Linked DNA regions of Homo sapiens: region 1 is linked to region 2. Evidence: chromatin contacts called from ENCODE Hi-C or POLR2A ChIA-PET data. All regions are on one chromosome and are shown on one strand. Each heading gives the region's core, a stretch centred on a gene start or an enhancer-like site at or near the end of the contact. The rest is flanking DNA. Distances are from core to core; before and after follow the strand shown.

Region 1 (2,767 bases), core at 42-2,541, 350 kb before region 2:
TTTTGCCCAGGCTAGAGCGAAGTGACACGATCTCACCTCACTGCAACCTCCACACCCCAGGGTTCAAGCAATTATTCTGCCTCAACCTCCCGAGTAGCTGGGGTTATAGGTGCGTGCCACGATGCCCGGCTAATTTTTTTTTTTTTTTTTTTAAGTAGAGAAGGGGTTTCACCATGTTGGCCAGGCTGGTCTCAAACTCCTGACCTCAGGTGATCTACCTGCTTTGGCCTCCCAAAGTGTTAGGATTACTGGCACGAGCCACCATGCCCGGCCAGAGCCCTCATCTCTCTACTGGGTAGATCCTGTGGCAATTGTTACCTAGCTGGATTTTGTGTTTGAATTTTGGGAGGCGATGAGGTTTCATTCATCATTGCCCTTAGTAATTAACTCTGGTTGCTGGAAAAATAGACTCTCAGATTCAGAGGAAAAAGTAGTTCAATCCTCAGTGAGCTGTCACAGGAAGTCCTGAATGTACTTAGTTTTTGTGGTTTAGCCCTCAGAGCTTCCTGCCAGAGTGTAACAAGGTTTAGCAAGTCTAAGAAGCCAAGGAGAAGGCGGGCAGACAGGACCACAGACAAGGCACCAGCATTTCAAAGCAGGTGCCTTCTCACCACCTATTGTTTTAGAACTCTAACTGAAAACTATTTTTTTCTCCCCACTTCCCTCAAAGTACAGCTGCATGACTGCTAGCTGGGGATGGGGTCTGACCTTTTAATCATAGTCATTTAAGACACTTAAGATTTGATTCAACTGAGTTGTCTCTTAGCCTATCTTTTTGTATGTCATCTGATGAGTTCATGACACCTCCAGTATCCATAGATTCCCTTGTTTTGAAGGATGACAGTACAGGTCATTATGACCGTGTCTGAACAGTCAAGAAAGTAAGACCTAAAATGTTAAGTTTTCTGGTGACTCCTGTTAACGTTTGTGCATGGAGGCTTTAATTCATTATGGAAATCTACAAATAGGTTGTTGGACCCAGCTTTGCAGCTGAGACCTGGGGAGCATGTTCGGGTCATTCTGGTGAGGACTAAGGAGGTCTCAGCCGGATTGAGTTGACTGAATTTGATCCTGCTGTCACACCAGCGAGGCTCTTTCTTATTCGGCAGCTTCCTCTCCTCGACACTGGGATCCTTCACACAATGAGCAGACACGGGTCTAGTCAAAGCTTTTATTTCACTTTTACTCACAGGATGGTGGGCAAGTGTCCACCAGGGCACATAAGAAACTCCAGAGTCTCTTAAGCAGATAGGCTGCTTGTAGTGAGACCCAGGCACACCAATCACTTGATTTATCGCATCTACACATGACCTGAGAGGGGACAAGAAATCTCTAAGATTTCTGTGCTCGGTCCTCTACCATTCTTGCAATCACACTTATATTGCTTCTCCTTACTGGTGTGATGGAGCTCTCTGAGGAGACCAAAAACTCCAGATGTTGACCACATGGCTGAGTTCGAAGATGCAGAGGTGGCTGTGGCCCACAGCCTCAGGAGGTGACAATGTTCTGCACACAGAAAACACCTCATGGAAGTACGGATATGCACATCAGGAGGGCAGAAATCCACAGTGCTTTTTATTGAAAAAGACAGTTTCTATCTTTTTTAATTAGAGGAAGGGGACAATGAGTTTTCTGCTGCCCCATGGGGAGGTTTTGGCTGAACTCGAGGTCTGGGGAGGGGCGGGCCTTTCTGCTGGTGAACTTGTGTGCCCGACGGAGCAGGAGGCCTCTTCTGAGGCTGGTGCTGAACACGGTGTCCAGGAGGCGGGGGACGATGACTAGGTGCCTGGGAACGATGACCAGGTGGTGGAGGAGGATGTTGGGAAGTTGCTGGATTCTGAGGGGTTGAAGCTGGAATTTGGTGGGGCTTCCGGCCCCTTTCTTCAGTAGCTACTCTGTGGGCTCTTGTCTCCAGCTCCTCATCTGCAACAACAAAACCTCAATAGAGTTCATCTTGGCCAGGTGAAATCAATGTAAATATTGAGTACCTTTTATATGCAAGGCGCCATGCTAGCTGCTTTGGGGGATGCAATGAGGAAGCAGAAGTTGCCCCTACTATCTGAGAACTCTAAGCTTGTAGGAGAGAAAGAAGTGCTCACCATAAGGTAGAGTGAAAGCCTAGGACAAGAGAACTCAAGGAATCAGCAGGAAGAAGACACATGGGTGGAGGGCTTTGTGCCTGGGGCTCCCATGATCAGAGAGAGCACGCAGACCTGGAACCCTACCTCTGTGCTGACCTAGAAATTGTTCCCTGAGAGCAAGAACCTCATGGTTAGAGCGCATGGGAAGGGGTTATGAGCAGTCATGGAGGATATTAGTAACTACATTCCTTCTGAGGCATTTCTATGTTAGATCTGCCTTTCCCCCAATTCTACTGTCATGCAATCCACCTTCCGGCAAGAGGTTGGAACACATGCAAGGAACTTTTTGTCCTTAGAAATTTACTCGCTTCTCAGAAATTCAAGACCTATGTTCTTGGCCTTAGGAGGGAAAGAACTCCTCCTCTCCTCACCCTTCAGGATTTTCTTCTTTGTGTGACTTCAGTCCATGAAAGCAGGCCTACAGCTACTCGTAATGTAGTTTTTCCTGTACTCTTAAAATCACAGGGAATCTGTGAAGGTGCCCAGCTGCTAGAGGCCTGGAGCACCCTGCTGGCCCCTCTGGACTCCTTTAGGCTGTAAGTTAGGTATTTCAGTCCCTGCACCCAAGGCCGTCTTTGCAGTGGCTCCAGAGGGAGGTAGGAAGAGAAGTTTTTCCCTGGGGTGAA
Region 2 (2,700 bases), core at 94-2,593:
GCGGGCGCCTGTAGTCCCAGCTACTCAGGAGGCTGAGGCAGGAGAATGGCGTGAACCTGGGAGGCGGAGCTTGCAGTGAACGGAGATCGCGCCACTGCACTCCAGCCTGGGCGACAGAGCGAGATACCGTCTCACAAAAAAAAAAAAAAAAAAAAAAAAAGTGCACTTTAGATGTTTTCCTGGTGGGGGGGGGGGGGAGTGGGATATAAGTAGCAGTGTTCCAAGTACCAAAACCTCCCTGAGTCATCTGTGAAAAGCCATTTGGCAATAATACTGAAAGCTTTTAAATGCTCACATTCTGACTTAGCAGTTTCACTCCTGTGAATATAACCTAAGGAAACTGATCTCAATACTGAAAGGACTTTATACACAAGAATGGGCTGGGCAGCAAAGTGCTGTAATCCCAGCACTTTGGGAGGCCGAGGCCGGGTCGAGGGAGAAGCACCTGAGGTCAGAAGTTCGAGACCAGCCTGGCCAACATGATGAAACCCCGTCTCTACTGAAAGTACAAAAATTAGGTGGGCGTGGTGGCAGATGCCCGTAATCTCAGCTACTCAGGAGGCTGAGGCAGGAGAATCTCTTGAACCTGGAAGGCGAAGGTTGCAGTGAGCTGAGATCGCGCCACTGCACTCCAGCCTGGGCGACAAGAGCGAGACATCGTCTCAAAAAACAAACAAACAAACAAACAAACAACCAAACAAAACAAAAAAGAATGAATAATTTATAATCGTGAAGCTTTGGAAGCCACTTGAATGTTGAACATTTGCGAGATGCTCAGAGAAGTGACAGCGTATCAACCCAATTTTTTAAAGTCCTGCCATTAAAAATTATAGGTAGGAAGCGTCAGTACTAACACGGTGAAAATGTTCATGTTACAAAGTGGAAAACAACCCTGGATTCAGTTTAGTATGTGCGTTTTACCACAGCTATGTAGAAACAAATCCATACACATGGAAATCGAATGAAGTGAAACGCATGCAAATGGTAATGATGCTGTGCTTGGAGGCAGAATTGGAAGCAGTGTTAAAGTTATTTATCATCATTCGTGTTTTTAAAATGCCGTGTGATGGCCGCAATACTTCTGTAACGAATGATGTTTAAGCACGGAGCCCTTCACTGGCCGACGCGCGGGTGGGAGATAGGAGCCGCGCCCAAGCTCAGGTGGCGGCTGCGGGCAGGGCCGCCTGGGGCCGCAGCCGGGCGCGCTCCCGGCGGGGACCCTCTGCTCTCCTTGCAGACGGAGGCCGCGCCGGGTTTGGAGGCATCCCACAGCCTCAGGCCGAGGACCCGCCGCGAAGCGCCGCCTCCGCGGGTTGACCCTCTGCAGCCGCCGTAGCGCAGAGACGAATCCGCGCTCCCCCAGGCTGTCGCGCGAGCTCCCCGGAAGCTCCCACCTGAGCGGCGCATCCTCAGGGCCTGGGCCTGGCCTCCTTGCCTGTGAGATGGCACTGTGACGGTGCCCACCTCGTGGGGTGTGTGAGGGCCGAGTGAAATCGTGCATTTGCGGTAAGAAAGTGCTTATCACGGTGCCCAGTCCTAATATGGGCTGCCAGCCTAAGTACAGAGTCCCAATCCCAGCCCAAAGGCCAGTTTCCAGGTGAACCCTTGTCGGGGAGACCACCAGACGGAACAGTCCCAGTCTACACTCCTGCACCGAGCAGGGGACAGTGTGGACCGCAGAGAGGTCCGAAGTCCCTTTAGAATAAGGATGGTGCTTCAGGGTTGTTAAAAGGATTAAATGAGATGATATCTAAAGGGATTAGCACAGTGGCTGGTGCTAAAATAAATCATTTTCTCTACTGCCACTGCTCTTACAACCAGACGCCTGGAACAGCCTGCTGGTTCGTCTCCTCATTTGTAAGCTGGAGTTAGTAGGTGTGTTGTGAAGGTTGAGAGAATATGCATAGGCAGAACCTGGCGTTTAATATTTGGGAAGTGGCAGCAATTCTTTCTTCATTAATCTACAAGCTGCACTGTGGTAGGCACATACCCTTAGCACCGATTCTTATAAGTGCAGGTAAGAGAGAGAGAAGATATATTGTGTAAGTCGAAGGAGCCAGCCGTGTCCAGGCCACCGCAAAACCTCGACAGTACTGTACCAGGGCCCTCTTCAGTGAATGAATCTCCTCTTTGGCCTGTTTGCTGTCTGTTTGCATTTGCTGCACCCATCAGTTCCCAAACCTGGTCTCTAAAGTCAGGAGCTCAAGGAAGCTTGTCCCAATCCTAGAAAACAAGTACAGCACACACCAACAGCAGCATCCCTAAAAGCCAGCCCTACTGGCAATGCGGGCCCTGCAACCCGTAGGTAAGTGGGACACTCTAAGCTTCTTGGAAACAGCTAACTCAGGGCCTGATTAGCTTACTCCCGCCTCCTGTCTTCAGGAAATCAGACTGTGTAAAATAAGAGAGAAAAGAAAATTGACATAAGTCTATTCCACTGTCTAATGAAATGTGTTTCACTTGTGTTTAAAGTGAATTGTGGGCTGGCGTGGTGGCTCATTTGCCTATAATCCCAACACTTTAGGAGGCCAAGGCAGGCAGATGGCTTGAGCTCAGAAGTTTGAAATCAGCCTGGCAACATGCAAAAACCCCATCTCTACAAAAAATATAAAAATTAGCAGGATGTGGTGGCGCATGCCTGTAGTCCCAGTTACTCTGGAGGCTGAGGTGGGAGGATGGCTTGAGCCTGGCAGGTCGAGG

What was found. Hi-C counts contacts between places; a loop is a spot of excess contacts on that map. ChIA-PET counts read pairs that join two places held with the same protein, here RNA polymerase II (POLR2A). Pooled maps may share reads with other maps.
Region 1: a loop to region 2 is called in a map of CD4-positive, alpha-beta T cell, with 6 times the contacts of the local background. The contact joins the enhancer-like site here to the promoter of ATP1A1-AS1 in region 2. A Hi-C loop is called at or near these places in 1 of 168 maps with a recorded cell type or tissue (CD4-positive, alpha-beta T cell) and 1 of 50 pooled maps. POLR2A ChIA-PET finds 5 or more read pairs at or near these places in 2 of 52 experiments (CD4-positive, alpha-beta memory T cell and activated T-cell).

Annotation. Positions count from the first base shown.
Region 1 is chr1:116,767,620-116,770,386 of GRCh38, reverse strand. It overlaps CD2 (CD2 molecule), which reads right to left. Exons shown (of 5, transcript NM_001767.5): 5 at 1,158-1,923. The coding sequence ends at 1,604. Among named protein-coding and RNA genes, the nearest start is that of CD2, 15 kb to the right of the region's middle. RefSeq lists cis regulatory regions at 409-440, 515-537, 612-635, 703-723 and enhancers at 209-738, 71-1,170, 1-1,170, 1-1,170. Within about 2 kb of position 1,291, at least 5 of the 41 ENCODE cell types and tissues checked have a DNase peak (open chromatin) inside an H3K27ac peak, as active enhancers do; they include CD4-positive, alpha-beta T cell, where a contact is called at or near this core.
Region 2 is chr1:116,417,265-116,419,964 of GRCh38, reverse strand. ATP1A1-AS1 (ATP1A1 antisense RNA 1) reads left to right here and starts at 1,343. Exons shown (of 3, transcript NR_027646.1): 1 at 1,343-1,506. RefSeq lists a silencer at 1,135-1,264 and an enhancer at 1,224-1,518.